Linked DNA regions of Mus musculus: all the other regions are linked to region 4. Evidence: chromatin loops called from intact Hi-C (ENCODE). Cell type or tissue: left cerebral cortex. All regions are shown on one strand. Region 1 has its middle 96 kb from the start of 1700041M19Rik. Region 2 has its middle 55 kb from the start of 1700041M19Rik. Region 3 has its middle 110 kb from the start of 1700041M19Rik. Region 4 holds the start of Usp25 (ubiquitin specific peptidase 25).

The links. Peaks named below come from ENCODE experiments on the same cell type or tissue, not always from the same donor. Only the 100,000 strongest peaks of a DNase experiment are listed, where the experiment ranks them.
Region 1: it touches region 4 in a loop (2.7-fold over the local background); 4 of 42 quality-filtered maps call a loop at or near these places.
Region 2: a loop joins it to region 4, with 2.1 times the contacts of the local background. A loop is called at or near these places in 4 of 42 quality-filtered maps.
Region 3: a loop joins it to region 4, with 2.0 times the contacts of the local background. A loop is called at or near these places in 4 of 42 quality-filtered maps.

Annotation. Positions count from the first base shown.
Region 1 is chr16:76,913,253-76,915,752 of GRCm38, reverse strand. No RefSeq gene overlaps it. Among named protein-coding and RNA genes, the nearest start is that of 1700041M19Rik, 96 kb to the left of the region's middle. In left cerebral cortex, a CTCF peak has its summit at 1,482; DNase peaks (open chromatin) are centred at 591 and 1,244; H3K27ac peaks cover 847 bases.
Region 2 is chr16:76,954,495-76,956,994 of GRCm38, reverse strand. No RefSeq gene overlaps it. Among named protein-coding and RNA genes, the nearest start is that of 1700041M19Rik, 55 kb to the left of the region's middle. In left cerebral cortex, no CTCF peak of the experiment used is centred here; a DNase peak (open chromatin) is centred at 1,250.
Region 3 is chr16:76,897,831-76,900,330 of GRCm38, reverse strand. No RefSeq gene overlaps it. Among named protein-coding and RNA genes, the nearest start is that of 1700041M19Rik, 110 kb to the left of the region's middle. In left cerebral cortex, CTCF peaks have their summits at 806 and 1,007 (motif pointing right); a DNase peak (open chromatin) is centred at 1,113.
Region 4 is chr16:77,012,097-77,014,596 of GRCm38, reverse strand. Usp25 (ubiquitin specific peptidase 25) reads right to left here and starts at 528. Exons shown (of 24, transcript NM_013918.2): 1 at 457-528. The coding sequence starts at 501. In left cerebral cortex, a CTCF peak has its summit at 1,041 (motif pointing left); DNase peaks (open chromatin) are centred at 293 and 958; H3K4me3 peaks cover 1,355 bases; H3K27ac peaks cover 868 bases.

The DNA of each region.
Region 1 (2,500 bases), 99 kb after region 4:
AGGAGAACAGGGGAAAAGAAGACATGGAAGGATAAATAGAGCATTAAAAAAAAAGGCCTGCAACTTGCTATTTGATTCATAATAAATTAGACTCCCCCTAACATTTACTTCCTAATTTTAAAATAAGTAATAAGCTCTCTTTAGTGATTATTATCAGGTTCAGTAACTAAAATTTGAGAAAAGGAACTCTAATCTTTAGTTATAGAATTCTGTAAGCCTCAGTTCCTAATTTCTTATGATCTTAATATTTTTAAGTTCATCTTATTAATGCCTGTGCATACTTTTATCTTTAGTTAGTAATTTTGATGAACCATTTTTATGTTAGCAATCCACAGGAATAATGTATTGGGACACTGAAGATAATTCCACTCTTTCTTTAAAATACTAATTTCAGTGACTGAGAACTTGGCTCAGTAGGCAAAAATCACTTGTTGTACAAACCTTTTAATCTCAGTTTGGAACCTGTAGAAATTCGGGCAAAGTGGCATGTATTGGAAATCCCAGCACCCCTGTGGTAAGATGGAGGGAGACATAGACAGCCACCTAGAAGCTCACAGGCTAGTGTAAGTCATACAGTGGGTGTGAATCATACAGTGCGGTGGGTGATTCAGGGGACACCCTTCCCCTAACACTGTAGAACATGAGCAGTGACAACGGAAAGTTGTCCTCTGATGTGCTCTTGCATGTCGTGGCATATAAAGGTTACTCACACACATAGCATGCCCATGGCATCACATGGAAATAAATGAAATATTTTTATCACAGTACTAGCATCACATGCTTAGGTTACACTGTTGAAGTTTGTCCTGGCTCTTTCTCCCAGCCCCAGGCTTCCTAAATTAAGACTCAGACACAAAATATATTTATAAAATCTTGGACATAGAGCTAGACTCTCCTCCGACTAGATCATGGTACCATGCATCCATCTCTTCACATCTTCCTGGGTGGATCTTCCACACCTGGCTCTTTCCCCTGTATCCTTTCTCCTCTGGGATGTTCTGTTGCCCATTTCCTGGCTAAGCTGTAGGTCATAGGCTTTTTAATTGACAAATGATACATCCATATAATATACAAGATATTATTTTCTACATTAGACATATATGAATAAACCTTCAGACTGTTGAGAAGGATCAGTAGGGCTTTAAATTGTTGATTCCTCCTATGTCAGAGAGTAGTTAAGATCAAACAGTAACAGGCCTTCTGTGCATTAACCCACTCCCCACTCCCACAGAAGCCTCCCATTATGCCTTGAAACAGCTTGTCATCCAGTTGGCAGAAATTTTATCCTTTGAGAACAACCAAATTCCACACTGTGGAGGTGTTTTTTATTTTATTTTTTAAAGGAGAACTTTCGTTTGATTCTTTCTTTTTCCCCTTGTATGCTTAAGAGTGAAGGAAAAAAGGCACCTCTTAAATGATCTTTATAAGCCTAAGTTTATAAATTTATATTTAAAGATCCATCATTCACATGGAAAAGAAACAATACATACAGATGAATTCAAGCTGAAAAAATGTACTCCCTCTCTGGACAGAATTAGAATAGTGTCTTTTGTGGCATTATTCTTGGCTTTCAGTGTTTAAATATGAAAGTTCTCTTATTTTAAATTTCTCTCCAATGGTGTTTCACTTTTAAACGAAACACTCAACTAAGCTAAAAAAAATGTAGCTGACCAATGTAGAACAAGCAAGAAACCTGATAACAGACAAGCCTCATATATTCTTCCCTGTAGACATTTTTAGCTTTCACTACAACTAGCAGTTATAACATTTGATATGAGTAGTTTCCTGTTTGTGCTTTGACTGGCTAATTTGTACCTACGTTATTAACTTGCATGTATGTTTACTTTGATACTACTACACAGCTGTGAGTTCTCTGAATAGGTACTATTCCCATTACCATCTATGCTGAGGTCCTAACCTGGCTGACTCTGCTTACTGCACAGCACCAATGGAAGAGTCTTCCAAATTACTATCTTGAAAAACACCCAAGTGTGTATAACCGAATCTCACTGATTTTCATTGAATGTCTACACTTGCTTATGATTGCAATAAGGTATTTGCAAAAAGTTTTGAATGATTATAATAATTTTAACAATAAAATCTAACAAACCATTAAATATTAGTAATCCTTTGAAAGTTGATAATAGCATGCATATATACACACATCCATATTCATACACAGACATCTGCACACAAACTTACATTTATTAATTTATCAATTTACTTCTGACTCATTTTATTCAGAAATGAAAAATTTATCTGTCAGTTGCATAGTCAGCCAAAATAACCTTCTTTTAAAAATTTGAAGAAGACCAAAGTCTAAGAATGTTCTTAATTCCACAAAGGTCATAGTTTGGACAGGCAGGGCTAGGAGTCTATGGTTGCCTACTTTTATTGGTTCCAGAATGTGTGATGCTTTGATATGGACACCAAGCAGAAACACCTGTGCCTGCAAAAGACATTCTCTTAAGAGACACATAAATATTTAAACACTTATTTG
Region 2 (2,500 bases), 58 kb after region 4:
AGATTTTACTTCAAGTTCCTCCTGGAAATATATACTGTACCTTCAACTGAACTGTTCCTCGTAAGTTAGAATTTCTGGAATTCTATTAACTTAGCAACTCAACAATTATTTCTGGGGACCCTTCATAAATTTATATGGTTATCTAGGGTTTTGTTGGGGAGTACTCAACAATTAAGTTAAATTTGAGAAGCCTATACCAACTCATGGGTCCATTTAATTTTTACTTAATCATCTCTATTTCTGTTAAACTCTGTAAAATCTGTTTTAGAAATATGTCTAGTAAACTTCAACTCTTCTTCAAAATGAAAATGGATGAATGAAATGATTTTGAAACCTAGGCAAAGAATTTTTTGTTGGTGATTCTTTCAAATATGTTTGCCACTGAATGAGAATTATATTAGAGTCTGTTTTCTGTACAAAGGGACCTTATGATTTTTTAAAATTTAGGTGTATTTTAGGTGTATTGCCTTAGTGCATAATCTCATCTGAAAAGTGAAACCAAAATTCAAGTAATTAGGAAAAAAAAAAACCCTCAATCACTAGCCAAGCATGATCAACAATTTCTCATTGAAATACTATTGATCATTAAATTTGCTCAGATTTTAAAGGTCTTTTTAGGATGAAACTTTAATGGTTTGGGGAAACAAAGAAAAACTGAAATCCATTCTTCCCATTTTTACCAAATACATTCTCAATTACTGAGTGCCTTAGTTTTTCTTTTAGTTTCTGTGATAAGATACCCCCTCCCAAACAACTTGATGGGAAAGCTATTATTTTAGGCCACAGTTCCAGGTTACAGTCTAGAAGGGCAAAGACGTCGCGCCATCTGGAGCTGGAAGAAGTCTGTCATATAATGTCCACCACTTCAAGACAACCAGGGATAGACGCAAGCTCCTCGACCGCATCTCGGCTTTTCTTCCAGCCTGGGGACCAGGGTACAATCACATCTGGGGAGGGCATCCTCCCCTTTCAAATTACACAGTCAAGAAAATCTCTTACAGGTATGGCCAGAGACCCATACACCAGATAATTCTAGATTGTGTCAAGGTGCCCATTAAAATTAACCATCATGCTCAGGGAAAAAGAAGATTTAGAAAAATAACAATTTTCAAATCCTTTTCCTGTCCTGCTAGATGAAAATTCGAGATTTTTATCTTTTCTAAAACTTAGGTTTGCAATTCTTCTTTTTTTCTTTCTATTTAAAGCTACAAGCTTTTATAATCATTCCGCCTTCCTCGCTTCAGTGAAATCCCATTCTATATGCTCTATTTTAGACTGCGTTACTGCTCTGAAACTTAAGGAAGAGCTTGTGGGTGCAGCCTCCACATGTCCTGTTCTAATACTATTCCCCTCTAATTAGATAGTTTGATGTGCCTGGAGTGTCTTTTTCTTCTTTTCTTTAAGTAGCACCTTATTTTCAAATGTGTAACAAGATGTACAAGGTACTCAAATCTTATTAAACTTGCAATTAACGGTGAAAGTGAAATTCCTTTTAATGTTCTATCAAAGAAGTAAAGAATCATAAATACAGCGAGAATTATTTGACTAACTGTACTAAAGTATCTTAAGGAAATCAGAGTATATAAGTAGTTAAAACATGAAGCAATGGGATTGAGGGTTAATTTTATCCAAAGCTTTAGTTTTGTTAATTATTAGAGGACGTGTGTTTATAAATACAAATTTTTAAAGATTTATTATTATTTTGGGTGTGTGTGCGCACTTGAGAGGGGGAGGGAGAAGAGAGAGAGAGACAGAGAGAGACAGAGACAGAGAGAGACAGAGAGAGACAGAGGCAGAGAGAGAGAGAGAGAGAGAGAGAGAGAGAGAGAGAGAGAGAGAGAGACCCTGGAACTGGAGTTACTGGCAGCTGTGAGGTGGATTGTGAGTCACTGTGCGCTAGTTATTAAATTCATTTCCTCTGTCAGAGCAGCAAGCACCCTTGCCTACTGAGTACTACCTTTCCAACCCTAAGTAAGACTTTTTAAAATAACATATATGAGCGAGGTGCAGGGAATTAGAAAGCAATCTACTTGAAATAGCCTCTGGCTCTTTCCTACTTCCAGGTTTTAATATCCCCTAGAGTTTGTTCTGAAAAAATGGGAAGAAGGTTGAGAATATATTCCCTTTTGAACCACACATTGTCTTTGCTTATTTCCGTGTGTGTAATACGTGTAGATTTGAGTATGCATGTTTGCCTCTTTTTGCCTTTCCCCTCTCTCCCCTCTCCCCTCTCTCCCTTTCTCCCCCTCCCCCTCCCTCTGTATGGCTGATGTTGGCTATGTTCTCTGAATGCTCTCCACTTAGGCAGGATCTAGTGTGTACTCTACGCTCACCATTTCTCGCTAGTCTAGTTGGCTAGCTTCTTCCCCTGATTCCTCTTTTTTGCCTACTTGAGTGCAGCTGCCATAGCTACGAGCTCTTACTGAGTTCTGAAGATCTAAACCTTAGTCTGCAGTCTGGGGGAGCTTTATTCACCAATTCTTGTCCCCAGACTGAACCA
Region 3 (2,500 bases), 110 kb after region 4:
CAATCAAACCCGATGATGTTAACGTCGCTCCCAAGATTTTGCATATATGGAGGGATATAGTTACTATGTGAAATGTCCTACATAAGCTCAAGGAAATTACACTATCCTATTAAAAGAATAATTATCTCATGTATCCCTTCAACTGGGGAGCCTAGCTTCTAGGGCCTTCCTCTTTCCCAGCAGTGGTCCCTTGGCCAAGGGATTAACCCAGTCCAACTGACACTGACGTAACCATATAATGCTGTAAATAAGAGGATATTTGTAAGAGATATTGGATAAGCAATTCTTAATCAATACTACTTCTAATAATCGAAGGTGTTAGTGATTAGATTGGGAACTTTGGACTTTCATCAAGATCAGTAAGACCTACTCTCTTGACTAGAAGGACTTGTCTCTTCGTGGGCCTTCATGTCTCTTCTAACATCATGGTTTGAGGTAGTTTTGAATCCAAAACCTCTGATTTCTGCTCTTCAGCATGGACAGCTGACTTCTGCAACAGTGGGATTTAAATAAGTCAACAAAGAAAAAAAAGTTCTAAGGGACATAGAAATGAGAACAACTTAGACAAGAAAGAAGTAAAATCAAATGTGTACATTCATCTACCTGCAAGAAGGTTTCAAAATGCCTCGTATCAGGGAGGAACACTCGGACCACAAAGACGCAACACCTCAATTTTGCTCAATGCACATAACAGATATCAGGCTCTATGCTGAATTCTCAGTGGTAACTACAAAGTGTTCTAAAAACCTAAAAACTAACAAAAAACAGCAACAAACAAGCCATATATGGAAATTAATACGAAATTCATAATTGCTGTGTTCAACTTCTTTTCATGTCTTAAAAAATTTTAAAGCCTCCAATACTAACGTTTAACATTCCTTTTTTTTTTTTTTTTTTTTTGGTCGCACATAGAGGGCTGAATTCAATCCATGTATGGACTAGATGTTGACTCCTGTTTACAGTAATTAACAAAACAAAACTTTCCCCTCCCATGTACTACCACTCTTGGACACAAGATGGCAATCGTAGTCCGTGAAATCTACAGTGATTTTTTTTTTTTTTTTTTTTTTCTTTCTTTTCCTTTTCCTTTTCCTCTGTGTGGAACAATTTCTTGGAGAAAGTTGAAGTGACATTAAAAAAACAAAGATAAATGATCAAAGCTATGACGTGAATAATTAAATAGCTAAATTCCACCGCCTGATCTCGGAGACATTTTGCTTTGCTTCCTGGGGCTTAGATGTTTTTATGGGATTGGCTACTTTCCTTCAGCCTGCACCAAATTGATTTTAGGCACATTGCTATATGTCTTTAAGTTTTTATTTTTTAAATCTGTAAATACAATAACAATATGGCATAACCGTACAATGTTGTAAATCAGATGTTATTTGTAAATGATATAGGCTAGCTATTTCTTAATCGGCACTAACTAATAATAAAGTAGGTTGATGGTTAGATTAAGAACGTTGGCAAACGTGAAAGAGTTTAAATGGGAAGGTTAGGCTTTGACTTTAAAGAAGGACAGAGAAAAAGAAGTGCAAAGGGCAGATGAGGAGGATACCTAAAAAATAAATAAATAAAAAATGTTGCAAAAAAGGCATGACGAAGCTTGCCCAAATACCTCACCCCATAGCTCTAAGACATGCCTGACAGTGTGAGTGGACATCATCACAGGATGGGTCCAAAGAAGAGTCATGACCTCCCAGTGGTTAAGTTTCCATTCCTTAAACTTGTGTGTAAATACATGTGTGTGTGTGTGTGTGTGTGTGTGTGTGTGTTTGTGTGTGCGCGCGCCTGAGCATGTAGAGACCAGAGGTCAATGCCCAATGTTGTTCTCAATGTTGTTTCTCCACCCCTGGTTTTTCGAAGCACGGTCTCTGTGAACCCGGGGCTCAGAAACTGAGCTCTACTGGCTGCCAGCAGCAGCAGCAGCAGCTCAGAGCCTCCCGTCATGGCCTCGCCAGCACTGGGGTTACGCACAGACATATGCCAGTCGGGCCTGGGTTTTATGTCTGTGCTGAGGATCCATACTTGGGCCCCTGTGCTTGTGCAGAAAGCACGATACTGGCTGAGCCATCTCAGGAGCCCCTCTACATCATCTTCATACATCGTGACGTCCACACTTGTAGAAGCTAAACAAATGCATTCACGTGCTTATCACATAGTAAGCCCTATTTCAGGTTGCTTTCTTTCATGGTTGGAGAATTTTAAAGAAGCTTGCAAAGAACTCTGGATATTAAAGTCTGGTTTAAATTCCCTGGATTTGAGCTCTCTTAGAATTGCCTGGAACAATACCGATCCAACAAACCTCTGAGCTTTTTGTGTTAATGTTAGGGATTGTGACAATTTCAAATTCTTATGCAAACAGATAGAGTGGCTCACAGCTGCAGTCCCAACACTTGGAAGGTTCCGGAAGCAGGAGGATGAGAGGTGTAAAGCTAGCCGAGAAGAGTGAGCAGTAATAATAATAGCAAGTAAACAAACACTTGCATCCGAACTTGAG
Region 4 (2,500 bases):
AACCAAACACTCTACTTGTACAGATTCCACCCTGGGTCGATGCGATGTACCTGCCCTGGAAGACAGGTAATTCGTTTTGGGGAGGTCCGGTTTTTTTTTCCCCAGAACAGCAGGCCTGGCACAATAAGACCTCCGAAAGAGAAACTGTCCAAAAGGGGTGACAAGTGACATTCTTGCAGAAGAAAAGGGACTGGAAAAGGAAGCGAAGGAGAAGAAAGTTTAATTACAAAGCCTGGCAGAGTGAGTACTGGAGGAATGCGGGGGTCACTCTGGGGACGCGGCGCCGTCGGTTCTGGGAGAGCAATCCGCAGAAGGGAGTGGACGCGAAGCCTCTCACTACTGCACACCCCGCTCCGCACGCAGCCCCGCGGGACCGAGCGCGACGCTCCCGGAGTGGCCCGGCCGGCCGGGAGGCCACGCGGCCCGTCGAGGAGCGGCGACCAGCCCGCGCCTCACCTTCTGCGCCGCGCTCTGCTGCAGCACATTCTGCTCCACGGTCATGGCCCCCGCGGCGGCCCCGCCTGTCGCGCTCTACCGGGCCCGGGGCAGCGACGCGGACGGCCCGGGAGGACGGCGCCCCCGCCAGCCGGGCGCGAAGGCGATGGCGGCGGGCGAACGCGGGCCCCGCGGGCAAGCGGCGAGACGCTACCGGAGAGCGCCACCGCGGCCGCCTCAGGTCCTCTGCGCCCCGATCCTCAGCGCCGCTGAGCCGCGGCGGCCCGGCCCATGGGCGCAGGCGACGGAGAGCACGATCAAGCCGGGCCGCGTCACGCGTTCGCACTCAGCTTCGCCTGACCGCTCCGGGGGGACCACTGCGGGCCGGCGGCAAGCGGACGGAGGGAGCGGCCACCCGGAATGGCGCTGTCCTCCGGCCGCCGCGACTCCGCCTCCAGCCCCTCCCTCGCCGCGGTCACCGCCCCCGCCCCGCCCTCCTGCCCCGCCCCCGCTCTGCCCCGCCCCACCCGTCCTAACCCTACATTGTGACCCGCGGGAGCGGAAGGAGGGGCTGTGTTGCTGCCCCGCCCCCTGGTGGGCCCCGCCCTCCGTCTAAGCTCCTCTCAGCGCGCGGGCTGGACGGCCAGAACCGCCCATCCTGCAGGTTACTGTGCACCATTTAAGGCTCTTGCTAAACTCTGACATTGCGACCCCCCGACCCCCAGTCGAGGCTAGAGCCATAGGACGGTATACCAGATCACCTTCCTGTCTAACGGTCTCCAAAACAATCAACGTCCTTCCATACCTGTAATGTCCCAAAACCTGGGCGGGCCCAGAACTCCAGCTATTTCCTATGTCACCCAAGCCTTTCTAGGAATTTCACAAGCCATGAACCTGCTGGAAGAAAAAAGTCAAATAAGCAGAACGCTGTTAGAAGTCCTTCTGGACTGTACTTTTCTCAACTATTCGTTACATACATCAGGACTGACATTCTGTGTTTATTTCATGCACTGGAATGTGTGACAGTCACTGCTAGACTGGGGATTTAAGGTTTATTTACTGAAGAGAATCTAAATGAATAGACATAAGGCAAACAACATTATGAAAGAATCACTGCCTAGATGATGCATAATTCTAATATCCCTGTTGCCAAATTAAACAAACGATTAACTACCGTATGTGGAATAGTCTACTGTAAACGGAATTGGAGGAAAAGCCTAACAGTAAGTAAGAAACCTGGAAGTAAAATATCTTCAATTGCACCAGCTAAACTAGGGACAGAGTAAGACCGAGACCCAGGGGAGGGTAGATTAATGAGCACAGGGTTACAAATACAATAATACAGTGCACATACAAGTTAGACTGTAATTTAATCCACGGCAAGAAAAGCAGGCTTGGTAAAGAATCCAAGAAATACCAGGTCTTATATCATCATAATAACTCGGAAAAAGTCTTGTAATAACTCTTTGTACTTTATAACCACATCTAATCTTCCTTTGGGATGTCTTCAACCCTCTTTTGTGATTCCTTCCTTGTATTTGTCATGTTCGTTTGACAAATTTTAAATTTTGACTTCATTCATGGTCCTAAATCCTTGACTACAAAGGTTGTGAAATGATTGGAGGTGAGGAATTTTATGGATACTGCAAGAATTCCAGAGCACATGCTGTTTATGAGAACACAGACCCGGAGAGCACGTGTCTGAGAATGGACCTCAGAGCTACGTTTCCACAGTTAGAGACCTCAGCGCTGTAACTTCTCATTCACAGAGTAGCTTTGTGATTCTCCACAGGGGAGAGAGTTTTACAAGGTCATTTTCTTCCATTCAAAAGTACAAAAATTACCTGAGATTTGAGATACTGCTCACTAGTAGTAAGCATGGAAGCACATAGCTACACATTTGATCTTCAGGACCACTGCTTTTAAAAAGTTAAAAATTAATGTGAAAAAACTATTACAATGGTTTTTTTTTAAATCTATTGCCAGATATTCAACTTTAACTTCAGGAATTTGGTAGTACAATAATTCCCCAGAGTTTCATTATTTAGTCTTAGTTTTAAAATCT